Linked DNA regions of Mus musculus: region 1 is linked to region 2. A link is a loop called in an ENCODE intact Hi-C map of the cell type or tissue named here. Cell type or tissue: left cerebral cortex. All regions are shown on one strand. Each heading gives the region's core, and the rest is flanking DNA. Links, peaks and the distances in the headings are about the cores only. Region 1 overlaps Ralgps1 (Ral GEF with PH domain and SH3 binding motif 1). Region 2 overlaps Ralgps1 (Ral GEF with PH domain and SH3 binding motif 1).

Region 1 (15,635 bases), core at 4,836-12,835, 190 kb after region 2:
CTTGCTCAGGGCATTAAGACCTGCCATGGATGACAGACCTGCATGCTTCTGCCTTTCCTATAGGTAGAGCTGTGTGTGTCTGTGTGTCTCTGTGTGTGTGTATCTGTGTGTCTCTGTGTGTGTGTATGTGTCTGTGTGTATCTGTGTGTCTCTGTGTGTGTGTCTCTCTGTGTGTGTCTCAGTGTGTGTGTCTCTGTGTGTGTGTGTGTCTGTGTCACTGTGTGTCTGTGTCTCTGTGTATCTCTGTGTGTGTGTGTGTGTGTGTGTGTTTGTGTCTGTGTCTCTGTGTGTCTCTGTGTGTGTGTGTGTCTGTGTCTCTGTGTGTCTGTGTCTCTGTGTGTGTGTGTAGCCCAGAATGGCCATGAGCTCCTGTCCCTCCTCTCTCCCCTGCATGCCGGGCCTGCAGATATGTTACTACACCCAGTTTCTTACAGATACCTTGAGTCACACAGGTTTGTAGGAAAGCAGAACCCCAAACTTTACCTTGTGTCCCCTTGCCTCATCCAGCTGGGCTGTTCAGGCCTGGCCATCTGTGGCAACAGAGCAGCAGCATGGCCTCCCTCACTGAACAGTTCTTCAGATCCCTCAACTTGCTAATCACAGTGCCATTTGTAACTGCCCCAGGGCTGTACAAATACACTCCTGGACCTCTGAAGCCCCCTCAGAGCCACCTTCCCCCCGGCAGCTTCCCACTAAGATCCTCTCAAACCCTCCATCCTGTCCAAGGTCTTCTTACTAGAGTCGTCTTGTCCACAGGAGGCCAGGATAGCCTCTCATTCTAGCACGTGTGAGAGTGCAGCTTACTATCTTGTGGCCACTGCTGCCCTAGCTTGCTGTCACTCTTACATCTTCAGGGCTGAGTGAGACACTAACTCATAGTGTCCTGGCCCTAGTGTGGAGACATCTTTCAAGGCCGTTGTGGTCTGTGTGGTCTCACCAGTGAAATGCTTGATGAAAAGAGCCTAGGCAGAATGTGGGACCTCTGTCCCGCTAATGCCCTTCCTCTGCAAACCTTTCTCGTGCTCAGAATGGGTTTCTCTGAGGAAGCTCAAGGGCTAGAAGCAGGTGGCACAGGACTCCAGCCTGATCCGCCCAGCTCCATAGCTCTGCAGAAGCCCGAGCACCTTGAGTGCCAACAGCTTCCGAGCCTTTGAAGTCCCCTCTGTGGCCTGTGAGGCTGCAAGGAGAGCACAGTGCCCCTTCAGCCCAGAGATGACGAACCGTGTTTCTCAAAAGGAAATGAGCTGGACCTTCTGCACAGAGACAGAGCTTGGCTCCCAGTGAGACCCATGAGAGCTACGTGTGTGAAAAGCAGAGTGTGTGAACATAGAAATGAGTGGCTCCCAGGCCCCGCCAGAGACCTGGCCAGAGGAAAGTTGCCACACAAAGACTGTAGAGGGCCTGGATGGCCCAAGAGCTGCAGGGCTCTGGAGGATCCAAAAGGGCTGAGTTCTGGACCTCAAAGGAAGGCTCTCCACAGGAGCAGGTGGGCAGCAGAGACCACAGAACCCTTGAGTTGGGTGACAGCCCATCCTGGCCTCTGGAGGCTCAGAGTTGCACTGACTAGAGATCCAGATGGCACAGTGCCTGGGGAAAGCATACCAAGAAGGGGATGGCACGAGCCCCTTCCAGCTGGGGCTAGGGGCGGGACTGGAACCCAAGTTTTGTGACTTCAAGTTGCTACTTTCCCCTCTGCCACAGCTGCCTCCCATTACTTTCCAATGTGTGAGATTTGGAAAGGCCAGCTGGAATGAGACAGTGCTAGCCCAGAGCAGAGCCTGGCCAGAACATCTTGAGAAGAGGTTCTTCTGCCCATAGTGTGGGCTCTCCTCACAGCCATGCGGGCCCATCTGCCTCTGGATGTCCGCCCCACACATGCCCCCAGATCTGTGCCCCAGATACACACCATTCTACACAGAGGGTTACTCTCAGTTCCTTCCCTGCCTGGCCAACCCCCAGACACTTCTTGTACATATCTTTCCCTCAAAACCTGCAGCTTCCAGTCATGCCTACAACCAGTGACTCTTCTGGCCAGAGGAACTTCCTAAGATGTGAGTCTGAGCACCTTACTTTGTGGGGCCAAGTCTCTGATGGGGTCTTTCCTCTGAGCCTTTGCACACACTGTACTTTCTACCTGTGTCATTGGTACTCTAGTACCAGGCAGAATGTCAAATCTTCTAGAAGTCTTGTCTAATCACTCCCCTATGTTCCCAAAAGCTCTGTAATATTGTGAGACTTCCATAATGTCAAGTGGACAAAGTGTGCACCATTAGTTGTGGCAGGGAGCAGATGCTAAGTCCACGTTAGAGGTGTCATTGTCCGCATGTTTGAGCCTGCCATGCTGTGGGTGGAAGGGGTGCTTTTGCCATATTGATCATGACTATCCCCCCGTCAGAATGTGTGTGCTGCTGGGGGAGGCTCCCTGGCTGCCCTCTCTCCCCTCTTGACTGTCAGCTCTTACTCCCATGCAGGTAGAGCATCATACATTTTCCTATCTGTGACACAGCTTCAGTATTGTGCCCAGGGGCAGCCCCAAGGTCTGAGCTTCCTAAACATTTGTGGCAAAAAGAGAGACAGTGTATGTTTGACTCTTCATAGGGAAGCAACAAAGACTGAGTTTATCCCTCATGTAGATCCAGAGCTTAGAGGTGACCTCCCAAGCCATTCCACCTGTAAGCCCAGACACAGATGAGAGCCCAGGCTGCCCTGACTCCAGGACCAGAGTCCCATTCTGTCACCACACACCATGGGGGTGCTGGCCACTCTGAGGCAGTTAGTAGAAGGGCGTTTGTTTTGTTTTGTTTTCCTGATTTGCAATCAATGAGTGGTCTGTTGGGCAGTATGTTAGTTTATTGTAATGAAAACCAGATTTTTTTCAGCATATCTGGCTGCCTACAGAAACTGTCAATTCTCATATGGCCCCATAAAACTGCTGAAGAAACAGCCACTTAAGGAGCTTTAAAGATTATTCATGGAAAACTTATGCTGAGGAAAAATAGAGCAATCCTTTGAGATAGTCAAGTCACACGGTCAGTTTTTCCAGCTGTGTACGCCATATCGACTCTGCTGTGTAGACCAGAGCCCCAGCTCGTCACCACCCCTATCCTGCCTGAAGACATGACCAACAAGCGTGCTGGCCACCCAGCTCAGAAGGCACGTGTGCTGGCACTGTCACTTGGGCACCACCCCAGGCTTAGAAGGGCAGGAGCATGAGGCCTTTTGGGTAGCAGAGGGTGTCACTTACTGGCAGAGGCCCCTCATTTGGGTCCCAGCCGAATGGAAATTCTTCTGTTTCCCCGTCAGACCTAGGCTGTTGGTCAGCAATGCTAGGAGAATGTGGGGGAGGAGGGGGCTGAGACCTTGAGCCCAGAGAGCAGCAGCAGCCCTGACATAGGCCCAAGAGGCCACAGCTCTTCCGCTGGGGGCCCCCGCCCACTCTTCCCAGCCGGTCCAGGGGCATTTGAGGCCAGGCATGCCTCCCAGGGCTCCAAAGCAGAAAGGGAAGGGGTGCATCCGGGCCTAGCCTTGGAGAGAGAATCCAGAGTTGAGTGGAAGCAGCCAAGGCAACTCTGAGAGGCTGTGCTAACTCAAAGCATGAGCAGAGTTGGAAGGCAAGAGCTACGCGGAGCCAAGTGAGCGTGAGCGTCCTCAGAGTGGCCATGGGAGGGAGGCAGCAGCCTACTGTGGCCATGTGGCTGCCGTACAGCTCTAGGGCTCCTCACATCCGATACCCCAAGTATGCTGGAGTCTGCAAGCTGGGGCGTGAGTGTTGTGAGTGCTGCTCACAACCAATGCGTGGTGGATGCTGTGCTGACCTCTCTGTCCTTTCTCAAGGCCATCTGCACCTGCACTCCGAACCCCTGACACTCCGCCCCAACCTACAGGCCTGCTGCACACAGTCTGTAGCAGATCTATAAGCTTGCCTTCTCCTCCAGGCTCGCAGTACAGCCCCAGAGCACCAAAGTACCACGCCAGTTATGCAGTGGCCTGCGCTGATTATCACCATAGTCACTTCTGCTTCAGCACCAGGGCCTCTGGGCTTCTACTTCAGGCCTCCTGCTGAGGAGAGGATCCTTGTGATTTGACCTTTAGAGGGCAGGGGCAGGGTGGGAGCACAGTGACTCAGGCCATGGGGCCATCACACTCCTAGAGTTGCTGATAAACAAGGGCTCCACCCTCTGGAATTTTCTCTTAGGGCAAAAGCAAAACAACGCTTTTTTGAGTGCTGCTCATTCCTCGCTCACTCTGTGCATCACCCGCGCTAGCTGTATCCCCAGGAGCAGATGCATCCTATGTCTCAGAATGTAGGCCAGAGGAAACTCAGGGCACTGTAGGGTACCCAGATCGGCTGTGACCACGCAGACACACACAAGGACAGCCCACTCTTCAGGGCAGATCTGTTCTATCCTGTGATGGAGAGGCAGAACCTCAGAGCAGCCAGTGCCAGCATGCATGTCCTGGCCAGGGACAGTAGTGTGGACAGAGACATAGGTGCAGTTCCAGCTGGCCCAGCTGAAGGCCTCCTGTGTACCTCTCTGAGCTTGCGAAGTCCAGGAAGGGCCTTTGCCTTAAGGTTATGCTTCTGGTTCTGTTCTTGTGGGTGGGTCCTCAGCCGGCTGCCTGGCAGAGCTGCCCAGCTACTAGACCCCTGGGCACCTCAGGCCTTCACTCTGGGAGTTGATGCCATTGGGAGGGAAGGATTAGTATCTGATGGCTGTAGGCTTCATGTGTCTTACACATAACAGCTGGAGAAAGGTCCATAGTACAAGTCTGGAGTCCAGTTCCCTGAGCCACTGCCCTACTCTAAGCCCCACAACTCCTGCCAACTCTCTTTCTCTCTCTCTGGTCTTTTCATAGGCCCCTCTGCCGGCTCCAGCTCAGCCAGGTTCCGCCGGAGGCCCACCTGTCCAGATACATCTGTGGCCGGCAGCCTCCCCACACCGCCAGTCCCCAGACACAGGAAGAGCCACAGCCTAGGCAACAAGTGGGTGACTTGACTGAGAAACTCTCTTCTGGGGTGAAGGAAGGCTGGGCCCTTCCCCATCCTCATTTGGAAACTCTTGATGCTCTTGGCAGACACACTCTCCTAAGGCTGGTGTGAGCGTGGGAATGCAGAGGCGACAGGCTGCAGTTTGTATGCCGCCTGCAAGGGACCTGGGCTCAGTAGCTAGTGAAGAACTGTGCAAAAGCTCAGTTGACCGCTCATTTAGGGAGAACTGAGTCCAGCAGACATCAAAGACTATCCTCAGGGCAACAGTAGGTGTCTGAGTACCTGCTGGTTCACTGGCCCTCTGGGGCCCCCAGCTGGGGCACATACACGTCCTCAGCATTGCTGGGGAAAGCCACACCTTTATCCCCTGGGGCACCCTTTGCCCCTCCCTTCCTCCCTCCTTTCCTTCCATCCTTCCTTCCACCTGCATCCTAGCACTAAGGCACAGATGCCCTGCCTCTTGGCTGGTCCTTGTGGAACTCAGAGGCCAGAACAGGACTAAGTGTGTAGGGTCCCCAGTGCCTCCTCTTCTCCAGACATTGCCACACACCCATGGTCACCATCTCACTGACCCATGCAAACCTCTGGGCAGCTGCTGCCATGCTCACTGTATATCTAGCTGGGGTCACGAAGCTCTGATGCTCCTCAGGGTGGCCTACGGGCCTGTCGCCTTGGCCTCATCTCACAAGCCTCACCATCATCCTGAGACACAGGCAGGACACAGGCAGGGCAAGCAGCATTAGTCTCCATTGACAGAGGGAGAAGTTGAGGCTCAGAAAAAGGATGTGGCTTGCCCAAGGTCACACCATAAGAAGAGGCTGAGCCTGGTGCACCAATGGGCTCTGGGCAGAGGCGTCTCCAGCAGTAAGTCCCTGGCCCTGGCTCTGGCTCTGGCTCTGGCTCTGGCTTCTGGGGCCAGCGCCGCTGTGCTCCCAGGATAAGGAGCTGCTTCTCTCTTCCTCTCCGTTTTCCAGTCTGATGTGTCAGTTGAGTGTAGTTGAAAGTAAGAGTGCGACATTCCCATCGGAGAAGGCCAGGCACCTGCTGGACGACAGTGTCCTAGAGTCCCGCAGCCCCCGCAGGGGCCTCACCCACACCTCCTCCACCGCCATCACCAACGGACTCTCCCTAGGTAAGCGTCTCTGGCCTGTGCATACAGGCAGGGGCAGCAGGCCCAGTTTGTGCTCTGTGTCTGTCTCTGTGTCGCTGTACTGTGCCCAGTGGCCCCTCACCCTTAAAGAATGGCTCCCTACAAGAGTCTTCTGCTGCAGGAAGAGCCCTGGCTTGGCCTTCTCCTTCTGGTGGTCCCCAAATGGACAGTCAGATTGAAGAAGGAAGCTAGACTTGAGTCCACCTCAACCCCTGAGGCCAGCTGCTACCTTGGTGGCATTTATGTCCCAGGGGGATTCCAAAGCCTTGCTTGGAGCAGTAGGTAGGTGGTCCATTGCTTCCTGCTGTATGCTTAGCTGTACCCAGAAGGGAAGATGAAGACTTCAGGAATGGCATTACCCTACTGGACAGAGGCAGACAGAGAGTCTGTTCCACGGAGTTACAGACACAGGGCTGCTGTTGCCAGCAGATAAATGTTAATATTAGTGGCTGAGGCTAGCTCAGAACTGCATTCAGAGATCTCAGGTCATCTGTGACAGGTGACACTATCCTATGATTGCTGTCACCAGCCCAGTACTCTCTTGATGGCCCTTGCCTTCCAGTGTCCCTGTGTGATTGTCTGCCTTACATAGCAGAGTCCTCCTAGCAACGGTGGTGGGCTGCTGTTGGACCTGGTGAAGACAGTGGGGCAGAGGGCCAGGAGCTTGGAGAAGCAGGCAGCAGGAACACCAGGCGGGCATCTCATGCCACAATGTCCCTGGTGTGGGAGTCAGGAACAACTTTAGCACAGGGCAGCTGCCTCCTAGCAATGTTGTGATGAAGTCTCATACCTGCCTTATGTCTTCAGAAGAGCTCATCCTGTCTGGCCACAGGCCAAAGTATAGGAAGTGTGGACATTGCATTTTAGGCTCAGGTGTGGCTTGGAAGAAGTGGTTCAAGCTCCTGAGCTAGGGAAAGGTAATCAAGCCTCTTTCTGAGCCTTCGCTGTGTTCTTGGGCACTGATCCCTCAGCCTCGTAGGTTCCACTCATGGACCTCATCTTAGAGTATAGGATGGGACCTGGGTTCTTATGAGACTCCATGAATGCACAGTTGAGCTCAGAGCAGCTGTTTGATATCCAGGAAACTCTGAGCTGTGCCTGAATCTGGGCTGCCGTTCCTGAGAGCCAGTCAGGTGCTGTGCTGTCCAGCATCCAGGGTAGATCACAAGATTGCTTGGCTCCGGCTCATCAAGTCAGGGAACTCAGGACATTTTCTGCTTGAGCTGAAAGGTCTGAGAAAGTGGCAGAGTGTGTGCCCTAGTGGATGTCGTGCTAAGCTGCACTCCCCCCACCTCCAACCCATACAGCAGGGAATAGGGGTTCTACTCAGGCCAGGCTCTTTACCCTTTCCCACTGTTTAGTCTTAGAGATTTTTCTAGCAGGGCTCTGAGCTTTAGAGCCTACATAGTCTAAGACAATACAGAGGCCAGGCCCACAGATGCACATGCCAGGAGGGAAGCCGAGTGCTGCTCACTTAACAACACCAGGCCTCGTGAGCCAGGTTGTCCCACTCAGGCCCAGCACACCATGGTCAGCTCTAGAAGGTGGGCCTGGAAGAGACTAGGAAGGCAAAGGATCCCAGCTTAGGCCTTAGCACTGACCTTGGGCAGGGGACTGCACTGACTGACTCTGTGGGCAGGGGACTGTACTGACTGTGAGCAGGGGACTGCACTGACTGTGGGCAGGGGACAGCGCTGACTCTGTGGGCAGGGGACTGCACTGACTGTGGGCAGGCGACAGCACTGACTGACTCTGTGGGCAGGGGACAGCACTGACTGACTCTGTGGGCAGGGGACTGCGCTGACTCTGTGAGCAGGGGACAGCACTGACTGACTCTGTGGGCAGGGGACTGTGCTGACTCTGTGGGCAGGGGACTGTACTGACTGTGAGCAGGGGACTGCACTGACTGTGGGCAGGGGACTGCACTGACTGTGGGCAGGGGACAGCACTGACTGTGGGCAGGGGACAGCACTGACTGTGGGCAGGGGACTGCACTGACTGTGGGCAGGGCACTGCACTGACACCCCCTTGCAGCCTCCGTGCATCTCTTGTGCAGGCAGATCCATCTACCTGTCCCTTGGGCCAGAAGTGCTCACCCTGCCTTTGCCCTCAGGAGAGCCTGTGGGGCAACAGGCAGGCATCAGTGCAGACAGATGTGAGGACCCTGGCCTTCCAAGCCAGAGGGTAGGCAGTGGGAAGGGAGTGGAGGGTACTCTTGAGAGCGGTGGGACTGAATGTTCTTTGAACCTCCCCAGAGAAGAGACAGACATAACAACAGAAACTCAACTCCTTTTGTGACCCACAGGGTCAGAATGCTGTGAGCTTGGGGACCGGGGCCCAGTGACTGGGAGCCCAGGAAAACAGGCCCCTCTCTTCGAGGCTGCCATGCTCACTGATCTGTGTTCCTTTTCCAGGCAGTAGTGAGAGCTCAGAGTTTAGTGAAGAAATGTCTGCAGGGCTGGAAAGGTGAGTGTGGCCTCAGCAAGGCCTCTCAGGGCCCAGGGAGCTGGAGTCAGGGGCCCCTCCCCAACCATTCATGACATATGCATAATTACATGGTCACACCTCAGTGTGCACATAGTAAACACTAATCTCACACTTACACGTGCACACAGGTGGACACATTCATAATTCAGTTATACACTCATGCATTTGTGGATGTATACACAGGCTTAGAAAGGGCTCTCTACCTGCTCCCTCCCTTCTTTTGTCAGTTGACACTCAGAGCACTTGGTCCAAGCCAGCTAGAGGAAACCTGGGAGCCTGGTAGGCCTGCAATGAATCCTGAACCTCTAAGCCTGAGGCCTGTTGGAAGTCTTGAGATGGGCATGTGGCTCCATCTAGTGATACCTGAGAGTATTGCACCAGTGCAGCCTCAGGCCTCGGACATTTTTGAACCCTACCATGCGTGGTTGTGACTCCCATCAGCCCATCTGTTCCAAGTATGCACGCTCCCATCCGCCTCTCATCAGGAATTCACCTGCAGCATGTATTCCATGTCCCAATACTTCTTGGGCCACCATGAGGAATCCAGGAAGACTTGGCAGTGCAGGTGGTGAAAGGTACCTTGCTGACTAGAAGTCTGAGGACACACAGGGAAATATAGTGATGAAAAAGATCTCCAAGGTGCAGGCTTCCATTGGCCTTCAGGATGGTTCCTCCACCAGTGCCTAGGGGACTGTGTGCATCTGTGTACTCTCACAAGTACACATGCACAAAGTTATATAGCCTTATGTGTTCATGTGCACAGTTATACAGTTTAGCTATAGACATGGCCATGGTTACACAGTCTTACATATGCCCAATCTCATCCATAGTCACACATTTGCATGTATATATACAATGCTTATACCCAGTTACATATGTACAGTTTCACTGTCACACCTGTGGGCGAATACTAAACACAAATCTCACACACATGCACACAGGCAGACACCTCCTTAATTCATTTATATACTCCTGGGTGTCTGCATTCGCCTGCATGTGGTATGCACTACACCACACAGAACATACACACATGCACCTGGTGTGAACGCTCCTTTTTTGAAGCTAGGGCTTCAGTCCCTGTAATTGGAAAGTGCCCAGAAGTCATCCTATCTGTACACTTCCAACAGAGCAGAGAGACTCGTTGGCCCAGGCTGGGCGTTCCCTGTGCACAGGCTCTGTCTGGCCACTGCCATGCATAGACTGCCTGCAGCCTTGACGCTGCCCCATAGCTGTGAAAGGAGAACCCCACAGGCCCCATGGGACAGACTCCAAAACTCTTGGTCCAGGTGGGGATTCCTGGGGCCACCTTGTAAAAGAAGGCCACAGGCAACCCAGTGCCTCCCCTGGCCACTCCAGCAGCATGCTCAGGCATGGTGCCGAGACCCACAGCAGTACACCTGGGTGTTGTGTTCCCTCCGTTGTTTGTCCTTTCACTCATCCATTCCTCTTCTCTCATCAGTCACTCGGTAGCTGCTTAGTTAGCACGGCTGCCTGCACGGGAACCATGTAGGCAGGCTCTGTGGGCCCTGTCAGTGCTGACTGAGAGTGGAGCCAGCAGGAAAGAGGGTGCCATGGGGGCATGCCTTGCACAATGGAAATGTATGCCATCATGACCACTACAGGCAGCAGTATTTTGTACGATCTAGGTCACTGAATTTCTATAGCATATACTCTCAAGTAAACTGTCTCTGAGCACTGGCCGCCTCCTGGCTCTTCTATGCATATGCCCAGCCCTTGAACAGCCCTGCTCCCAGCTGCCTTTTCTCTGCTCTGCAGAGGGGATCTTGGCCTACTGTTTCTTGGCTGAGGAGATAGATATCAGTGGGGCTATGATTGCATCTCATCAGAACCCAGCCCCAGGCAGGCCAGAGGAGCTAGAAGCTAGCTGACCCTCACCCAGGGGTCCAGCTAAAAGTCTGCTCCCACTGTGTATCTGCTCTCGTGCCTGCTTCAAAGAGAGTCTGAACAGTCTGGGCTTTCCTGTAGACTGGGCACACAGAAGAGCACCACGTTGTCTCTTCACAGCTCAGTTGCCATCTTGCCACTTCCTGAGCCCCTTTCATCCTAACCTTCAGGCAGCCAGTGCTCAGCCCCACTGGATCCTCTGTGCACTCCCAGGTCTCCTCCAGACCACATGCCCCTCTTCATAGATGAGTGGATTCTAGGTCTCCCCCTGGCCGGTCCCAGAGGCCAGCATCTGCCAGAAACAGCCTCCCTGCCAGATCCTCACAGATACTATAAGGCGTATTGCATGCTAGAGCAGAGGCAGAAGATGTGGGATAAAGGTGCAGAAGGGAGCTGGGCCCCCTCAAAGGGATGAAGATATGAAGAGGGATTGGGGGTGTGGCTAGTGTGCGATGGAGTCCAGAAACTGTAGTCTTTAACTGGGTAGCCCCTGACCCATAGCCCCCCAAGCTCTGGTTGTGAGCTCTATCCAAGCCAGGGTGGAGCAGAGCCAGGCACCGATGTAAACAGCAGAGAGACAGCAGAGCAGGGAGTAGAGTAAGGATGCCCAAACTTGTATGATTTTATCGGACAGCCCTGACCTGCAGGGGTGAAGGTAGGAGGAAAGCCTCATTGTGTGTGCCACCTCCCTGAGGAGAGGGCCCCACAAGCTTATTGTGTAGAGCACAACAGCGCTCAGTGACCTGGAGGTGAGTACCAGGCTGGGTTCTAGACAGCCTCAGGCCCTAGAGACCAGGCAGCCTTGGGGCTTGGCCAACGGCCACTTTTATACTTAGATTGAAAGGCTCTAAAATGAAAACAGAAATATTACCCTTAGGGCTAAAGTATTTTTTTAAAAGAGATATATTGGGGGGGGTTAAAATATTTATTTATTTATTTATTTATTTATTTATTATATGTAAGTACACTGTAGCTGTCTTCAGACACACCAGAAGAGGGAGTCAGATCTCATTACAGGTGGTTGTGACCACCATGTGGTTGCTGGGATTTGAACTCAGGACCTTCAGAAGAGCAATCAGTGCTCTTAGCCACTGAGCCATCTCTCCAGCCTCTAAAAAGAGATTTTTAAAAACTACTCTTTTTTTTTTAATTTTATTTATTATTATATGTAAGTACACTGTAGCTGTCTTCAGACAGACCAGAAGAGGGAGTCAGATCTCATTAGGGATGGTTGTGAGCCACCATGTGGTTGCTGGGATTTGAACTCAGGACCTTCAGAAGAGCAGTCAGTGCTCTTACCCACTGAGCCATCTCTCCAGCCCCTAAAAAGAGATTTTTAAAGGAGGAATGAAGGGTTATGAGGTGGGTAGAGACAGGAATATGGAAACACACAGCGTCCTTGGCCATGATTATCTCTGCTTCACAGGATTGCCACCCTCGTATTCTGTAAACTTCAGCAATGTGTCAGTCTCATTTCTACTCAGAAAAGTAATTGGCATTTGGCATTCCTAAAGATGTCCTCAGAAATGTTCACTGACTGTTTCTGAAGAAGTGACATAGCAAGTCTGTCAGAATTCATCACAAATCCTCCCCAACCCTCTTCCCAGACAGACATTGCCAGGTGGTTGGAAGTGGACAGTGGGGGTGGGCAGTGGTGAGCAGTAGCAGGCCTCGAGAGAGTGAGTCCCTTTAATGGAAGAGAGGAAGGGGTGGTACAGCTCTCTCTACAATAGTGGGTTGTCTTCTATCCCTGCAGGGAGTTGGGACACAAGAGTTCACCCAACACACAGTGGTTGTCCAGTGGAGTACCCTGTATCAGCTGCAGGTTCAGGCAGCTTCTTGAGAGTTGGTAGTTAACAGGCATGAAAAGAACTCTGGTGAGCCTTTGTGATGGTCCTGGGGCGTGAGGATACAAAGTAGATTCTAGGTCATGACCTGGGGTTGGAAGGGTGGCCTGCGAATGCTCAGAGTTTCTGGGGGCCTTCTACAGGAGAGGGTTCTCCCTCCACATTATGTTCTGCTAGCTTGAGACCAGGAAGTGTAATGTCAGAGGCCTCTGAGTTCCTTGGCTGTGCATTAGAGAGACACATGATGAACACTCAGCCCAAGTATGGAGCTGCTACAGGAGAACTGGGTGTGGACTCTTAGCAGTGTGCCATAGTGGGTGCTTCTGCCCAACAAGAAGATGCCAGAGACAAGGGCCTCAGGTTGCCATTCATAGACTCTGTATGGACTGGAATGAAGGCGGTTTACACCAATCACTGCTACTATGGTAGCACTAGTCTGGGGAGGGTCCTTGTAAGGTCATTGATGCAAGTCCTTCTCTGCCCTGGGTGAGGTTTCCTGTTGGTCTTAGTGGAATCACACACCATTCTTACAAGAGCAGCCGACAGGGGAGTCATGGTAGCAACAGAGGGCCAGATCTGCCACCCAAAATGGTCTCAGACATGCATCCTTCCTTATATGGTCAGAGGACACCAGGAAATGGGTCCAATCTCCCAAACCCCAAGTTTTGCTTTATTTGGAGAGAATTAGGCCCAGCTCTGGAGCAAGCGGTTCCCTCCACTGTAGCCCACCTGTGTGAGTGACAGAACTCAGAGCCCAGGAAGGGTCTCAGCCCTCATTAGGGCTCCCTGGCTTCTGGCTTCTGTGGGCTCGCCCATGTGCATGGATTGAGCTTCCTCGCCCAGGCTTACTGGGTGGCGACCCAGTTGGTTGACTTGCTAAACTAATTATATGGTTCTCTGAAGACACCATATCTTGCTTTACTTCCTTAGAGGTGAGTGAGGCCCCTGGCAGACTCCTCTGGAGAAGACTGGGCAGAGGGGTCTGGGCTTAGAGCTTCACCTCAGCCATGGTAATCAAGACTGTGTCCTGTCAGTCAGCAGCTGCTTCATGGGGAGCCCATAGCTTCACGTTCTAACTCCTTCAGAGCCAGTGTCTGGAACTGGATAGGCCATCCTTCTGCCTGCCTGTCTTTCCTGCTGCATCTCTGGGGTGTTTACTGTTTCTACTGCATCCCACATTTCTGAACCTCGCAGCACACAGAGGGTATTAGATGCCTCACAGTGCCTAGACACCTGCGGTGGTTTTACGCAGCCACTGAGGCCGATTTCCAGCCTGACCTAAGTCCTGATGGCCAGGAGAGAAATCTGGCTTCTTTTACCCTCGGCCACTCAGGGAAATATGCAGCATTTTACCAGTGTGGTTTCTAGGCACTATTTAGTGACTCCAGGACATTACCCAAGAAGGCCATGTGCACAAGGAGAGTCAAGTCCTTCAGATGGGGCTCCTTGGGAGTCAGGTTGGCATTTCCTGCCCACGAATGAGAGAGACTCACCTGTAAGTGACTCAGTGCGACTGGTGGCTTCTGTGGGGCCTGCCTGGGAAGTCAGCACTGCTAGTGCACAGAACCATGTGGGCCTTTCCACGCATCACTCCCAGTGCGGTTTGAGGAATTTGAGACAGGAGAGTGGTGTGGGAAGATGGCTTTTTGCTAGGGCAAAGATTCCAAGGGCCTAGATATAATTGTCACCTAGATGTCTCCTATTCCTCCACCTCCTATATGAGCAGGCTGCCTTATGAATTTCAACTTGGAGACACCCACAACCTGGTGCAAACCTAAGAACCCATCAATGCCTTGTTCAGCCCAGGTGCTCATGAGGCCAGTGGTACAGGCTGCTTCCACCTGGGCTCCTCTTCCAGTGTTGTGGCCTTGGGCAAAGTGACTCCCCTCCTGTAAGCCTCAGAGTTATCTACGAGGCAGGGCTAGAGCAGTGCCTACCTAGTAGTGCTCTGTGGTTCAGTGAGGCAGTGAATACTGCTGACTGAGCACATTGCCTTCCCCCTCTCCTCCTCACTCCCACCATCCTCTCCACCTCCTCTAGCCTGGCAGCAGCCATCATCTCATCTAATCGCCATCATCGTCACTGTCATTGTCTTAGGAACCCTGTGGGAAGCTGTTCTGTTTGGTTGCTTGCCTACATCTTCCCTAGAACAGACATCCCATGAGCCTCTGGTGTGGTATACCTCAAATCCATGGAGGGAGTCTGAGAATGTGTGCTCAGCTACATGTTCTCAGAATGATCCTAGGAAAGATTCCTACGGCTGTGGAGTTGGGGCCCTGTGATTTTGGGGGCTCATTAAATCCTGTTGTACATTTGTTCTGCATTTTGTGGTATTTTAGGGCAGTTTAGGGAGGGCCCGGGCTGCCCAGTTCCTGGGGTGGAAGATCTGGCTGCTCCAGGTTGGCACAAGCCTCCCCCAGCTCATGGGGAGAAAAGGGTAGATACTGCCCTGACTCTCTTCTAAGGGATGGGGAAAGGCCACCATTATGCTGCCCTTTCACACCTGGGATTGCCACATGGTTGCAGGGACAGGCTATGATGTTCACCCGCCCTGTGGGACAGTGAAGCCTTTCACTCCATGTTGGAAGCAGGCCTTCACTAGACACTTGCACCTCCATCTCAACAGCAGGCCAGCATCTCCTCTGGCCTCGGTGTCTTCATCTCAAGTACACATGAGAGCATCACCCCTTCTGTGGGGTGGGTGTGTTCTCGAAAGCATGCGGATGGCACGTTGTAAATATCTGACAAGGCAGAGATGCTGAAGTGCTGGGCAGCCCCATGCAGAGCACAGAACTGAGAAGTGCCCCACCCGACCCGAGAAGATCCTCACACTTAAGAATTTCCTGGCTGTTTAGCCTCATGGACATGGACACAGACACAACTGTGGGAGCTGTGACACTCAAAGTAGCAGCACGTAGGAGAGTGGAATGTTAGCCAGGTCTGGCACAGAATTTAGGCATGGACCCAGTGCCCAGAGTAGGCCCCAGTGTTTCAGCCCCTGCCTCTCTGAGCTGTAAAATGATCATGTCTGATGGTGTAATGAGGAGTTTGAACTGTAGTCAGGCAGACCTTTATTCAAATCTTCGTGTAGGAGGCTTATACCTTGGACAAGTAGCTCCTCATTGCTTGCTGAACCTCAGTTTCTCCCTTTGGGAAGGATAAGAGCTGTGCTTGAACAAGCACAGCAAGGATAATACAATGCTGTTGGACTAGCACAATGAGTCCAACATACGCACACCACTGCCTTAGCCTCTCT
Region 2 (15,635 bases), core at 5,026-13,025:
CCAGGCAGCAGGAAAAGACTCTGAGCCACTAGAAATGGCTTATGCTTCTGAAACCTTAAAGCTCTCCTGCCTATGATGCACTTCTTCCAACAAAGCCATGCGTACTCTAACAAGACCACACCTCCTAATAGTGCCACTCCTTATGGGCTAAACATTCAGAAACATGAGTCTATGGGGGGGTGTGTTCCTATTCAAAGCACCATAGTTGTGTTATAAGTGTTATAAACATAAGAGAAGCTGGGGGAGGAGGCTTTGGGGGGAATTAAGGGTGATGCATGCCTTTAATCTCAATACTCAGGAAGCAGAGACAAGCAGATCTTTGTGAGTTTCAGGCTAGCCTGGTCTACAGAATGAGTTTTAGGACACCCAGGGAGTGCTACACAGAGAAAGCCTGTTTTCAAATACCAAAACCAAACCAAACCAACCAAACAAACAAAAACACTCCACAAAAACAAAGACATAAACTACAAGTTTCTTCTTAAGGTGTGGGAAGTTAGAAGGGCATCAGAGCATGCTGGGTCAGAGACCAAAGTGCTTTCTAAGCCTGAGGCTGCCTCATGGCCTAAGATGGCTGCTAGAGCTCTGGTCTTTCCATCCAACGTAAGACCTTTGAGGCCAACCTGGGCTACAGTGTGAGACTCTATCTCAAAACAAGCAAGCCAGCAAATAAAGAATGATCAGGTAGAAACGGCAGAAAAAGTAACACTATAGAGATACAGCAAGAAGATTCAGCCCCTAAGGAAGTTCTTGAGGAAGTCAGAGGTGTCCTGACAGATGAGAGAGGAGGCGAGAAGAGAAAGAATGTGCTGACCAAAGGACATGAGAAAGTGAATCACATATGCCATCATCAGAAGTGAGAAGTGGTGCCATGGTTGCTGAGCATCCTGGACAAGGAGGATGGAAATGGAGGAGATGTTTGCACGAGGAGGGCCAGTGTGTGTCTTCTGGAGTGCTTAGGCTGGCGACCAAGACAGGATGGGTTAGAAGGAGTCCTCAATTTAAACCAGAGAAAGACTCCATTTGTAGGTTATAAGCCTCCTTGTAAACCAGACAAAATAGCAAAGATGTGCCAACACCTAACATCTAGGTGAAATTTCAATTTTAAAGGAAGACGTAATGTGAGCCCTTGCCTAAGAGCCCTTGAGAGAAAGAACACCCTGTTGACAGAGTTCACGCAGAGTGGAACTGCCTGGGGCCAGTGGGCACTGCCATCCACTTGTGGGGAAGGAGCAGTGGCTGGTTTGATTGACATCTGATTGTAACAGGTACCAGTTTCAGGCAGTCCGGCACTCACCTTTTATGTGTAGCTTTTGCTACACCCACACTAACACTGTTCCTGGGGGAAATCTGATAGAAGGCAAGCTCAGCAGCTGGGAGGTGACTCAGACCCAGAGTCTCGTGCATAGGCATGACAATGGGAAAGGACCAGCCGAGTGGAACCATTCCAGGACGGTGATTGTAACAGAGAACCTGAAATAATTATTGAAAGAAGACAGAGTATGAAGTCAACAGTTAAGGCAGGAACAGAATCCGGTTCAAAACAAAACTCCTGCATGTGAATGCTCTCCAAAGAGCAGAGGTTTAGCAGCCATCTCTAGCCCTCCAGTGTGCCTGGATATGTTCCTCTGGCTTACATAGTGCTGTGCAGATATGCCACCCACCTGAGCTGCTTTCAGGGTAGTTCCTTAGGGATACTGTCTCATATACTCTGTGGAGCAGTTTACTGGGCACCTTTGTTCTAGTCTTTGGAAAACAGCGACGTTGAAACAGTTGACGCTTGAGTTACTATGTGACCTAGGCCATTCCACTCTGAGGTGTATAGCCAAGAGACAGATGCCCAGATAAAAACCTTTCCCTCGTGTTCATAGCTGCATTGTAATAGAACCTACACTCCAGAAATTCCTACCAGCTAATGAATGGCTAGAAGGATGGCAGGGTGTGGACCCCCTGAGCTGCAGGCAGCAGTCTGTTAGATTCCATTTGTATGAAGTGTTCTGAAGAGGCTGAGCCTTAGACACAGAAGGTGGGTCAGTGACTGGAGGGCTGGAGAGGGGTGGTGGGTGGTGACTTGTGTGTGTGGATTGGGGGACAGTGGTGAGAGTGCTCTGGAGTTAGCAAGAGGCGATGACCAAGCTCTTGTGGAGTATGGGAGAACCACTCAATTCCAGAATTGTAAAGGGTGAGTTTGGGACACATAAATTCTGGTTTAAAAATCTTTATTATATGTTAGTTGTGCAAAAAGCTAAAAATAGCCAGGCATTGGTGGTGCACTCCTTTAATTCCTGCACTTGGGAGGCAGAGGCAGGCGGATTCCTGAGTTCAAGGTCAGCCTGGTCTACAGAGTGAGTTCCAGGACAGCCAGGGCTACACAGAGAAACCCTGTCTTAAAAAACCAAAACAAAAAAACAAAAACAAAAAAACAACCCAAAACAAACCTCAAAACAGCATGCATACACCCCAGGGGGACCTCCACATTGCTTCCAGCTCTTGGGGTGTATATACCCCGTCTTTTTGTATAGGTCTCACAGTTGGGTTGACCTGCCTGTCCTTCCCCACAGGGCTTTTGTACCTTCTCTTAGGCTTTTTTCCCCTCTTTCTCCCCCTTGCTCTGGCCCTGTTTGCTCTGGCCCATAGGTTCTTTATTCGTTTCTCGTTACGGATGGTTGTGAGCCACCATGTGGTAGCTGGGATTTGAACTCATGCCCTCCAGAAGAGCAGTCAGTGCTCTTAACTGCTGAGCCATCTCTCCAGCCCCTCTCCTCGGGTTTTATGAAGAAATGATATTTAGGCAGAAGTGGCAACAATACTACATTTTACTCTGACTCACCTCAGGTCTGTAAGTTTGAGGGCCCTGTCACTGTCACTGATCCCTTCTCTAAAGGGACTGTGCTTACCCTGTGAATGCCTCTTTACCAGAGTAAACATGAAGGAGAAATGATGGCACCATTACAGAGTCGCACATTTCTATTCCCGCTGATGGAAATGTGAGCTGGCATAGCCACTAGGAAAAAACAGAAACAACCCTCACCCCCATGTGGCACCAAGCCAGCTCTGAGACTGGCACACATAATGGCAGGCGGGCATGTCCCAGAAGCCTTGCTCTGCAGTGCTGGCAGCAGCGCTGACACTAATTGCCCAAATGGGAAGCCAGGCCAGAGCTTGTCAGTTGTAGGATGGGCACACATCCTGTTAGGATCCTGTAGAGTGGTGACCCTGGTTAGAGTACCAGCTCAGCTGGGAAATCTGGGTGACCCACAGTGTTCATTCCCGCGCACACACCCTTTGTATAGATTAGGAGGAGACAAGGTGAATCCATACTAACAACCCACAGTAGTGTGTGCCCCTTATAGGCAAGTCATGATGGAAGGGTCACGTGGACTTGTGGGGGCTCCACACAGGTACTGATTGGAAGTGGGAATTCCTTGAGTATCATGTACACTTCTGCATACATTGTACTTCTGTGAAGAAGTTTATATAGACATTAAGAAAATTTCTTTTATTACTAAAGTACTTCAGAAATGAGTAAAATACAATTATTTTTAACATTCTCATATCTTTATCTCTATAATCTTTTATTTGTAATCATCTTATAATGTATGTAAATGTAAAGTGTAATTTAGAGTGTACATTTACAAATAAATTTATGTATGTTGAAAGTGCTCTTAAACAACAATATGAACTAACCAGTACCCCCAGAGCTCCCTCAGACTAAACAACCAACCAAAGAAACACATGGTGGGACTCATGGTTCTAGCTGCATCTGTAGCAGAGGATGGCCTAGTCAGTCTTCAATGGGAGGAGAGGCCCTTGGTTCTGAGAAGGTTCTGTGCCCCATTATAGGCGAATGCCAGGGCCAGGAAGTGGGATTGGGTGGGTTGGTAAACAGGGGGAGGGAGGAGGGGATAGGAGGTTTTTGGAGGGGAAACTAGGAAAGGGGACAACATTTGAAATGTAAATAAAGAAAATATCTCATAAAAAAAAGTGCTTTTAAAAAATATAAACTGGGGGCTGGAGAGATGGCTCAGTGGTTAGGAGCACTGACTGCTTTTCTGAAGGACCTGAGTTCAAATCCCAGCAACCACATGGAGGCTCACAACCATCTGCAATGAGATCTGACACCCTCTTCTGGTGTGTCTGAAGACAGCTACAGTGACTTAAATATAATAATAAGTCATAAATCTTTGAAAAAATATAAACTGGTCATAGCAGATGATGAAGAAGTTAGGTGCACCAAGGCTAGAGTCATAACAGAAGGGTCGTTCTGCCTGTTTGGAGGCCTGCTGTGTGGAGTAGCCAGTGTGTAAGTAGGGTTAAGGAGGGGTCTGTGGTGTTCATCAGGGTGGGCGTCCTTAGTATGCTAGTGTGCATGACCATGGGACAGCAGAGTAGTGGGAAGCTAGGGAGAAGTTGGCAGTTGGACTTCTGATTTCCACGGAGCAGTCAGTGAACCGAGGACACAGACTTCATAGAGGCCAAGGGGCTAAGGGAATGCCAAGGCTAGAGAAAGTGGTTTAGATGAGGGGCTGTGAGCCCTGTCAGCTGACTTGAGGTAAAGGGCCTCATGTTTCTAGCCTTAGTCAGGAGGAGATTCTGAGGACCTGTCAGTGCCACCTCAGTGGTCGGGTGGCGTTTGCTGGGAGGGAGGAGTAGGGAGGGCCATGGTAGCTGGTAGAGAAGTAGGCTGGTGCCCAGAGTCTGTGTTGCCTGCTCTTGTAGATGGGAGAGAGGGGGGTGCTGTCAGGGGAGCAAAGCGTGGGTGTGGAGAGGCTGGCCCAGGGTTGCTAGCCTGAGAGCTTGGGATGGACCCCAGGCCCTAGGTCATCATGCCTTTCAGCCATAGGTCCTACTCTGAGGTGGGAAGTTGGGAGGTAGGGCTGCTTGAAAAAGAGCTGAGGGGGACAAGTGAGCTACTCTCCTGCAGTGAGCCTTATGGGAGCCTCGGTTTTGCTTTCTTCCTAGCTTTGCCTCCTAGCCCTAATTTGATGGACCCTTGGTGACATTCTGCCTTCGCTTTATTTGGACTGAAGTACTATGAGCCAAATATTTTCTCTTTGTAAATCTGTCACCTCTGGTGTTGTCTTATGGTGACAGAGTGTGATTGGCACAGGCTCCTCTGTCCCAGATCAAGCTGTGGTTGGGTTTCCTCTGGTTCTCCTTTTGAGAGTTTCCTTCCCCATTTGTCTGTTCCCTCCTGGTCCACACTTGTGGCCACTCTGACAGCTGTTGCTCTTTTGTTCCTGTTGCTATCTACTCAGACACTGGTCTTCACGCTCCGTCGGATGTGTGTACTCACCACAGAGAGTTCTCATGTCCAGGTCAGCTCCTTTCTTTACCCTGAGCTGCCTCAGCCATAAACCCGTGGCCAGAGCTCAGATCACCATGTAAGTTTTGGGTGGCTCTGAAGTGCTGGGGGTGAGGGAGCCAAGGATGTGCAGGCATGACTGTTGCCTTCTAGGCACTGTAGGTGTGCTGGCCATTCCCTCCCACTCCTTCCACCCTAGTTTATGGACGCTCTTTCCTTTAATACTCACGATGCTTGTTGAGCCTCTTCTCATGATCCTGGCTACACTCTGCATCCTGCCATGCTTTGCATCTGTATCTTTTAGTCTGCTCTGCCTTACCTTCTTGGCTAGACGCTCGAATCTCCTTGAAGGCAGCTGTGTCTTACCCAGTGTCTCTCACACAGTAGCTGCTTATAACTTACTGCACTGAAACCAACGTGGGCTCTGCTCTGGCTCCCAGCTTCCACCTCTCTGTGCCCATCCCCGAGTTTAAGGAAAGAGTATGGGAAGAGGCAGAGTGTTTCCTGAAGTGTCAAGATTCTGTTTGGTTAGGAACAGCCACTAAAATATTAAAGGCCGTGTCAGGACAGCATTTCCAGGTTCTTGTATTAGCTTCATCTCCTGTCAGCCCTGATCCTGAGGAGTGGAAGGGCAATTGATGTAGCATGTAGGTGTGTTCCCTAAAACATAGCCACCTGTGTGGGGTTGGTTCCCAAGGAGGATGCTGGAAAGCTCTTTTGGTTTACCATGTGGGGCATAAAGGGACGTGGACTCAGCTGTGGATTTCTTAGAAAGCGTATAGCAAGCAAGCAGTGGAGTGGGTTAGCCCAGGTCAGCCTGGCTCTGCATATGGGCTCCTCTCTGCTGTCTGCTGTCTGTCTCACTAGCACTGTTTCTTGAGAGGTGTAGTAGCCACCCACTTGCCTGCAAGCTGGAAGAAGTTTCCCAGCCTTGCCAACCCCAGGGCATTTTGGGCTGATCTATGTCCCTAGTGAGGTCACAGGTTACCAGCTTATCCCACATGGGTAGCCTGTTGTGAACAGGGGAGAAGATACCCTGCACACAGCTATGAGCAAAGCCTTGGCAGAGAGGGTTGCCGCTTTCCCTCATCCATTCTTGGTGTGGTGCCTTATTTGAAAGGCCACTTCTTCCTTTGGCAACCCTCCTGTAAATGTCCCTACTGTGTGTCCATCTCCAGGCTGACACTGCATCTAGACTTCCTACAGCACCCATTAAATAGGTGATGGACCATGTGTCATCTTCATTACTGGATTGGGTCACAGCGTGGCCGCATTCTTGGCCACCCTTCCAAGATATCCAGAAGAGGGTCACTCAGGCATCACCCACAGCCCTATCCTAAGAGCTTTAGTTACCCACAGCTGCCTTCTGAGCAAACTCTGCATGTTCTCACATCTGACTGAGTCCTATAGGGCAGTGGGTAGAGTTTGTTTCAGACACAGGGGCAGTGGAGTGCCTAGAAATGGGAGGGGCCATGTGGGAACAGTATGATCTAACCATTATCTCATATCCTCTTTCTTTTTTAAAACTTTTTATTGGTTCTTTGTAAATTTCACATCATGTACTGTAATCCCACTCATCTCCCTGTCCCCTGGGACCTGCCTTCCTCCTTTGTAATCTCTCCAAAAGAAAAATATCTTGTTGTGAAAGCTATAGTATATCCCACAGTATACCCTTTTATCCATACTTCTTTGCTTGCAAATGTTCGTTGCAGTGAATGTTTGATCTGGTTTGAAGCCTCTGGCTTCTGCTATACTATCAATCCTGGAACCTCAGTGGGTCTCCTTTTGACTATCCTGTTGTTGCCCTGTGTCACAGAGCTCCTGGAGCTTTGTATCTATAGGACTGGCTTCTTCGCATGTTCCAGTGGTTCATTGGTAGGGTACATGTGGGATCGGCCAACTCAAAGCCCTGGATCTGGACCTGAGTGGTATCTGAGCTGGTCAGCCTGCCAACTCCCCTGCACCCACACCACCAGGGCAAGCTCTTTAGCCCTGTCCTGAGTAGATCATCCAGTATTGCAGTGATCAAGGGGTAGATACAGCTCTCCTGTCTCATGCTATCAGGGTTTGGCTCACCCATGCCTTCACAGCTGGCTCTACTGTGCTGCCCAGGCAAGGTGCAGGGCCTGCTTTCCTGAGTGCTACAGCAAGTGAGGGTCAGGGCCAGCTCTTCTGCTCTGATGACCTAGAGGCCAGCTCACCTACCTGCAGTAGGGGGCAATGGAGGGCATCTCTCTCTTATCCATGCCACGGGAGATGAACGGCAGATCCAGCTTTCCCATACTCATACCCTCGAGACCAGGTCACCCGTGACTCCTGAAACCAGGGAAGCTCCACTGTGCTTCCTGGGATGATGTGTGGGGGTGGGGATTGCTCTCCTGAGTACTATAGCTGACTAGGGGCAGGGTCAGCTTTCCTGTTCTCACGCCCTTAGGGCTAGTAGCTTTCCCATGGTGTCCAGGCAAGGGGTGGGGCCAGTTCTGCACAGCTCTCAGCCACCAACATGGTCTTGGGAGGCAGCTCCGACCAGGGATGTCTGTCTAGTCTTTGGTGGTAACAGACCCTTGCTGCTGCAGGGACACAGACTCAGACATGGCCCTCAGTGGCAGCACAGGCCAGGACCTCAGCATAGTCTTAGGTGGCATCCCTGGCTATTCATGTCAGGCTGTCCCTCACTACCCTTGAGTCTGCCTCTCTTCATTGTACACATATCTTTTGCTTCTCTTCCATTTCTCCACCATCTCCTGGCTCCTTAGTGGCATCTTTGGTCTGGGGTCATTTTAGGAGTGGTCTCAGAAATGCTATGCCCTGGCCACACAGTGTGGCACCAGGCACCAGGCAGGGGATGTTTTGGGTGTGATCTGCCTGCCCAGGCCTACATGGTGTCTGATTGGTGGTCATCTCGGGCTTGCTTTTTGTTCGGAGCCTGTGGTGCCAGAATGGTAGTTTTATGTTTTGCCCCCCTCACCCTCAGGCCACACGGCCTAGGTGGGATCAGCTCATCTCAGGCTCACTTCCACCAGCCTTTATAAATACAATCTCAGAAGAAGAAATGACAGAACGGTGCAGTTACTTATCTAGAATGTTCCTTAATTTAAAATTTTCTTAATAAAAAATAGATTTCCTGTTTTAATTGAGAAGATAATGCACAGCCAAACCCAATAGACTGCCTAAACAAGTCTCTGCACGGGGTATGAAACCAGCTGTTAGCCATGGCTGCTACCCCATTTCTTTCATTCTTTTTGTGATAGTACTAACTTGTAGTTTCAGCCACTGTTGCATAGGGGATTCCTATTCCATGTGCCAAACTCAGGCTCAAAGAATACAGCTCCCAACCCCAGCAGATACAACTGAGCCTTTTATCCCACTCTCTGTGACAGAGCGACGTTGCCCCGATGCTTGCCTTGCCTGTGTTGAAGATCCTAGAAATGCAGCTCCCGTTTCCTCGCCTTGTCCCTCCTTTCATGTCCTAACCCCTTCCTGGGGTGTGTTCCAGCCTTTTCCATCAGCTTGCCATCATCCCTACACAGTAGGTCTCTGGTGTTTTAAGAAACTTGTAAGCATTTAACACACAGCTTCCAACACAGAGCTGCACTAGGCCCCATTGGTAGACTGAGCTGCATGCCCCACCTAGCTCCTCTGCTTCTGCCATTGTGTCAGGTACCCAGTGCTTCTGGTGGCCCTCTCCTGTGCCAAAATGGCTTTCTTCCATAGGGACAGTTGGGCATGGGTTGGCTGTGTGTGGCTCCTCCTTGCAGCCTGAAGATTTAACACCCAGACAAGCATAAAACCCTCTTCTGTTGATCTCTGTTTCCCTTCTAGAGGCCCTAGCAGCTACATGCCACTCCAGGTTCTGGCCTCACGCTGGGCACCCCCACATTCTGAGGAACCTGTGTCCCGAGGCCTGGCATTCCTGTATGAGTCTCCCAGACTCCCTGCTAATGGCCTGGGCTCTGGCTCTGTACTGCCAGCCCTCTCTCTCCACCTCAGTCCAGTGGTGAACTGCCAACTGTTGTCAGTTACAATGAGTTAATTTATAAAAATAAGTGAGTCATTAGACACATATGATTTAAAATTCAAGCCAGCTAAACAAATTCCACCCTGACTCTGACATCCTAGTCCCTCATTGTCACCGCTCAGAGGGCAGACATAGCTTCATACTATTGTACACCTTGGTGAATCTGACTTGGCACTGTTGGAATACCAGTATTTATTTAAACAACTGGCCACCAGGTGGCACCAAATTGCCACACAGAGCTCCAGCCTCCCTACCCAGAGGCTGTCTTTAATCCAGTGAGCTGCCTTTCAAGTGTGCAACTACTTTTACCCCTAGGTGCTGTGTTGCTCCAAGTGTTTTCCATACCTACTATAAATAGACAGCATTGAAGTATACAAAACGGTAGACATTTAAGTGCACCTGGAGTTTCTTTGGGAGGCAGGGCTGTTAGTTTGTGTAGCAGGTTTTCTGTATGTCTTCATCATGTGTGTGCATGTGTTGTTAGCAGCCTCAAGCATGTGTTTGTGTAAGCACTTTCTTAGTGAGATGTGCCAACTGGAAGCCAGTTCTCCCTGCCCTGCTCATGGGCCTCTCTAGTTCTCCTCTTTATCTAGTATCACTTGCTGACAAGCCGTGTATTTACTGAATGCCTTATTTGCTGTTTACTGAGGGGTTTCCGGCTTCTTGCTTGCTGCTTTGTCCCTGGAATCCAGGATAGTACCTGGTACAAATAGGACTTTGGGCAAACATTTGTTGGCTGGATGAGTGTGCTGATGTGAGCAGGCGCCTGAGCTGTGGGCATCTTTCATTGTCTGTAAGTCCTGATGTCTTGATTGTCTGATGCAGTGTAATGGGGCACAGAAGCGCATGTGTGGGTTGGAGTCTGTGGCTTCCTGGTGCAGGCCTGGTGGCCTGTCCTGATGGTCCCTGCCATGCTGAGTGCAGCCATGGCCTCGTGCTGTGCTTTCAGCTCTTGTGGGTCTTCATGTTTCCAGGCTTGAAGGTGCCGTGTCTGCCAGGAGTCCAGCCAGGGGACTTTCCACATCAGAGATGCTCAGTCATCACCTGCCACGTGATCCCACAAACCTTTTCCTGGCATTACTGGCTGCCTTTGGTCTTTCCATGTTCCCTTTCTATCCTGAAGTTAAGCTTGTTAACATTTAAATCTGCCAGGTGGGCCATGGATGGGTGACTCAGTAGCCAAAGATCTGCCTAGTATGTGGCAGAACCCAGGTTCCATCCCCAACACTACAGGAAGCTAGTCAGAGCACGCACACACCCATGCTGGCCGCTGGTTTCCTTGGCTTCCTGACATTATTGTGACCCTGAGGGAGAGCTGCTTTCTTCTAAGACTAAAAACACAAATCTGTTTTTCCTCAAATGTTTTAATTTGGGGGGGGGTCTGTTTAACTATTCCCTTTTGCTGAGCATTTATTCTTTTTGTTTGTTTGTTTTTGCTTTTTTGTTGTTGGTTTTTGAGAGAGGGTTTCTCAGGCGGTTCTAGAACTCACCCTGTAGACCAGGCTGGCCTTGAACTCAGAGAGATCCAGCTCTGCCTCTCAGATGCTTGTATAGAGGGGAGAATTGATGAATTTATGTTATTGTCTCAAAGGGAGTTAAAGCTTAAAAGGAAGATTTAAACGTATTTTTATTTTATGTGTACTGGTGTTTTGCCTGCATGAATGTGTGTACTGAGTGCATGCACTACTTGTGGAGGCCAGAAGAGGGCGACAGATCCTTCGGGACTGGAGTTGCAGATGGTTGGGGGCCACCACATGGGTGCTGGCAGGTGTGTGTGTGTGTGTGTGTGTGTGTGTGTGTGTGTGTGTGTGTGTGTGATGGGTCCACTGCAAGAGCAGTGAGTACTTTTAACCAAGGGGCCATCTTCAGCCCCTAGAACTCTTTAACAAAAACATTAAGTTTATTGATTCTGTGTGTGTTTGAGTGTGTATGTGTGTGGAGGTCAGAAGACAGTTTACAGAGGTCTTTACCATGTGGGTCCCAGGGACCAAACTCAGGTTGTCAGGCTTTGGTGGCGTGAGCCTTTGCCCCTGAGCCAAGCCCTTAAAACCTTTTAATGAGAGTTTATTGTTTTCTTCAGGTGACTTCTGCACATTTCTTTAAACTCCTTGCCCAGGTCTGCTCTGGTTTGAGCTGTTGTGTTTATTGCTGGATGCCGTTAGTGGAAAGGAACCGACTTTGAGGCTGGATGCCTGGCACCCAGAGTTCCTTCCCTCAAGCTAGTCCTGTTTGCTCATTCATGTCTTCCTTCCCCGGGTTTCAGGGCTGAAACCATTTCATTCATATTTTAAGTTTGTTTGTTTCTCCAGCAAAGTTTGGAGAGGAGAAAGCAAATATGGGGGTGCACTTCATGCAGTGGAGAGCAAACTCAGTTTATGGAGTGCTGTGAAAATGTCCCCTGTCCTCACACACTTGTGGACATTCACACCCCTCTCATCCCAACAGGGCCCTATAGCGTGTGGGATGGGGCTGCAAGAGCTTGGCGAGCTGGTTGAGCCCCTGCTTTAGCCTCTGTTCACAGGTGACAGACCCTGTGTGCCTCTGTCTGCCAGCTGCCCACTCGCCTCATCCTCTTGGCACAGTTCCTCTCCTCTTGGGGGCTGCCCAGCTACTTGTTACGAAGTTGGGGCCAAGGACAGTGCTTGTGGTGTTTGTTAATGAACGTGTGATTGCAGATCCACCACCTACCCCTACCCTCCTGGTTTCAAGAAGAGGAACTTGGTCTCAGGACTTGGAGGAGTGACTGAAGAGAACAAGAGCCTCATTGTGAACCAGGCCAGCACCAGGCATCCCAGCTCAGGGCTCTCTGGCTTTGTGTGTAGGATCGTGTACCCCTTTACTGTACACCTTGTCGTTTCTGAATCTTCATTGGCAAGGGTCACCGTGTGGAAGCAGGGACACAGTGGGGGACTGTTCAGGGGTCTTGGGTGGCTTGGGTTTTGGGAGGAGACTTGGCTACAGAGAAGCACAGAAGCATCTCTGCACCTGCCGGGCAGAGACTGTGACCCCTCTCCTTGAAGTAACATTGCTTGCTTAGTCCCAAGGCAGATGTTCTTTGAATCATTAAAATCAAGCATGTGATTGAGTGGAGAGGGGCCCAGAATACTAGACTCCTGATCTAGACACCCCACATCCTTAACAACGCAGAAGGGAATCTTCTTCCCAGACTTCTGAGCCATCTTCACAAAGATGGGTGTCTCACATCTCCTCACTTGCCTTTCCCAGAGCGCTCTCTAAAGCCCATTGGCCACAGCAGGTCTGACTCACTGTGGCCCTGCTGCAGGAGGGCCCATGCTTGTGACTTCTAAAATAGAGAGTACTGGAGGAGGGGCAGAAGCAGAGCAGGCTCAGGCTCCTCCCCATTGGTCTTCCACACAGCTTCTGTGCATGAGCCAGCAAAGAGTGGTGCTCCCAGTGCAGTGACCGTGACAGCACATCCCAGTTCACCCCTGGATGCGGCTCTTTCTCCCAACCTGTTTGGGATCCATTTTCATTCGTGCTTGCAACATTTGGAAGAAATCACACTCCTGTAATTGGGCAGGCTTGGTTGTATGCATTTTCTTTGAGACAGCCTCTACTGTCTTAGGAAAAAGTGATCATTCTGCTTTGCCCTTAGGGCCTGCTCATTGGCCTGCTCATCTCAGGCCGTCCTGTGCTTTCCTGAGCTGACAGTCTTGAGGAGCGCTTTGCCTGGGAAGAACCCAGGGCTGCATCTGGGCTTTTCCTTTCCCTCTCTGGGACTCCCCCCACCCCCAAAGAGCAGAGAAAGACGCGGGGTTGTTCTGTGGTTCTGATAACAGCTGCCACGCTCTTAAGGAATTACATCATGAGAACTGCTTTTACTCTTGCATTGTTTGGGTTTCCAGGAGGGTTGGCAGCAAGAGTGTGTTTGCCTGTGTATGCAGGAGACAGGGTGGGGAGGGCTGAGAGGTAGAGAGGTCGAGGGAGGGTGGGAAGAATGGGTTTTTGTGTGTACAGGCTGCTGTGCCCAGCCTAAGCAGCTGATACCACCTTCCCTATGGATACAGAGTTCAGATGTGAAAAGATGTGTCTGCACATAATAGTTGAATCCATCTCCCTCAGTCACTGTATTTACATCTGCAGAGTGGCGTCTTAGTATTGCTGTTGATGTGAAGAAGCATCAAGCCCATGGCAACTCTTAGAAGGAAAACATTTATTTGGGGCTGGCTTATAGTCCAGAGGTTTGGTCCATTATTGTCACGATGGGAAGCATGGTATCTGAAACCTCAAAGTCCACTGCCAGGGACACACCTCCTCCTAATAGTGCCACTCCCTATGAGCTAGGGGCCATCTTCATTCAGACTACCACAGAGGAGGTTTACAGAATGCATGCAAGTCCTGTCTCCAGAGTCCGGGACAAAGCCTCTGTGGCAGAGGCACTGAGGGCCAAGCTGTATTTGCTGTCCTTGGGTCTAGGGCTGGAATCCTGCACAGAGCAAGGGTTGGTGAACCCTTCACTTGTGATCGGACGAGGGGAGAGCAGAGGCAGGCACTGATGCTGTGGCCACACAGGCTCCTGTCCTGCTCGCTGGGCTTCCTCAGCACCTGTAAGATGGGAGGACACAGCTGAGGCAGTGAGAAGGAGCCTCTGCTGACTGTGCTCTGGGACCCAGTGCCCCATGCTGTGCTCGCACGCTTGAGGCCACCTCCCATCTCCTGACCCGGAAGACCCCTCCTCAGCTTCATACCAGCACTGTGGCTCTTCTTAGTGGCCCCATGTTGGCCCTTTTAATGCCCTACCTAGTTACACACTTCATCATGTGCAGGAAAACTGGACTGCCCCAGTCCTTCAGAATCCACGCATACATGCTGAGGACAAGGCTCAGAGATTGGTAGGACTTTCTGCTCTTCTCCTGGACCTGAGTTTAGTTCCCAGCCCTACAACTGCCTGTAACTCTAGCTCTAAGGGACTCAGTGCTATCTTCTAGCCTCTGAGAGTATATCAGCATATACACAGGATGCACATGCGTGTGCACACACACACACACACACACACACACACACACACACAAAATAAAATAGAAATGGAATTTGCTACCACTTGTTCACAACCTTGAATTAGAGGATTCCCAGTACCTCCAAGGAAAACCCCTAACCCCGCAAGCCCACCCGCACCCCTCCCCCACTGCTGCCTCTACTGCTCCATGCACTCCTCCCTGTAGCCTACGATGTCCTTCTGCTGTGTCCCAGCCTATCTGTCCACTGCTTCCCACCCAGTCCCAACCCAGGTACTCAGCAGCCTCAGGCCCTGTCCTGGATGGGAGAGTGTTGCTCCAACCGTTTTCTGCACATGGATAGATGAGAGCTGCTGTCCATCAGTGAGGCTATTTCTGTCATGTTGAGACATGCAGGAGGCAGACACAAACAAGCCTTTTGCCTTTCTAACGTCTGCCTTCCATGGAAAATATGATGGGCTACACAGGTAGACTGGGGCCAGGGGAAGGGGAAGACAGATGGGAGAATCCCATGCTTGGTTCCCTGGAGCCCGCTATGGGGAGCAACCTTCCCAGGAATGGAAGCCCACATTCTCACAAAGCACAGAGCACTGGCTAGTTGGTTGGTTTGTTTGTTTAATGTTTAAATTAATTGTTTGCCAGAGAGTGGTGGTGCACGCCTTTAATTCCAGTACTTGGTAGACAGGCAGACGAACCTCTAAGTTCAAGGGCAGCCAGGTCTACACAGAAAAACCCTGTCTTAAAAAACAAAACAGACAAACAAAAAAATAAAGCTAATTGTTTACATTGGAAAAGAGAATGGGAACTTGTGACTAGAAGCTTGTGAGGGAAGGACACAATGCTACAGTGAGTAATAACCCTGGCAGTGACATTACAGTAAGTAATAACAGCTGCCCTGCCCTGCATAAGTGCTTCACATGCCCTTCCCGTGCTGTGGTGGAAGCCTGTATCAGGCTCTGGCAGACTGTCCAGGATTTGACTCATGAGCCCTCAGTTTCCCAGAAATTCGAGTAGTTTCTACTGTCTGATGTGAGTGGTCTATACCTCCTGGGGCTCTTGTGGCAAAGATGTGCGTGATGCTTAGCCAGTGCTTCCCCCAGAATGGGTGCTGGTACTGGTGTGTAGAGAGCCCATCTGCAAAGGGGGCTGGAGAAGAAGGTGGGCCTGGCAGCATAATCCCCCACTTTAACATTGTGTATGTGTGTGTGTATGCACATGTGCTGTGGCATGCGTGTGGAGGTCAGAGGACAACTTGAAAAGAATCACTTGTCTGATTTTACAAAGTGGGTCCCAGGACTGAACTCTGGCCTGGAATAATTAGCACATGCCTCAGCCTGCT

What was found. A loop is a pair of places that touch in the nucleus more often than their neighbours do. Peaks named below come from ENCODE experiments on the same cell type or tissue, not always from the same donor. Only the 100,000 strongest peaks of a DNase experiment are listed, where the experiment ranks them.
Region 1: a loop joins it to region 2, with 8 times the contacts of the local background. A loop is called at or near these places in 39 of 42 quality-filtered maps.

The regions. Positions count from the first base shown.
Region 1 is chr2:33,148,259-33,163,893 of GRCm38, reverse strand. Ralgps1 (Ral GEF with PH domain and SH3 binding motif 1) reads left to right here. Exons shown (of 20, transcript NM_175211.5): 12 at 4,858-4,984; 13 at 5,965-6,122; 14 at 8,555-8,606. Among named protein-coding and RNA genes, the nearest start is that of Gm13528, 19 kb to the left of the region's middle. In left cerebral cortex, for the core only: CTCF peaks have their summits at 7,421 and 8,989 (motif pointing left); DNase peaks (open chromatin) are centred at 5,000, 6,806, 8,975 and 10,257.
Region 2 is chr2:33,343,195-33,358,829 of GRCm38, reverse strand. All of the region lies in intron 1 of Ralgps1 (Ral GEF with PH domain and SH3 binding motif 1), which reads left to right. Among named protein-coding and RNA genes, the nearest start is that of Ralgps1, 20 kb to the left of the region's middle. In left cerebral cortex, for the core only: CTCF peaks have their summits at 9,533 (motif pointing right) and 10,993 (motif pointing right); DNase peaks (open chromatin) are centred at 9,539, 11,023, 12,025, 12,637 and 2 more places; H3K27ac peaks cover 2,788 bases.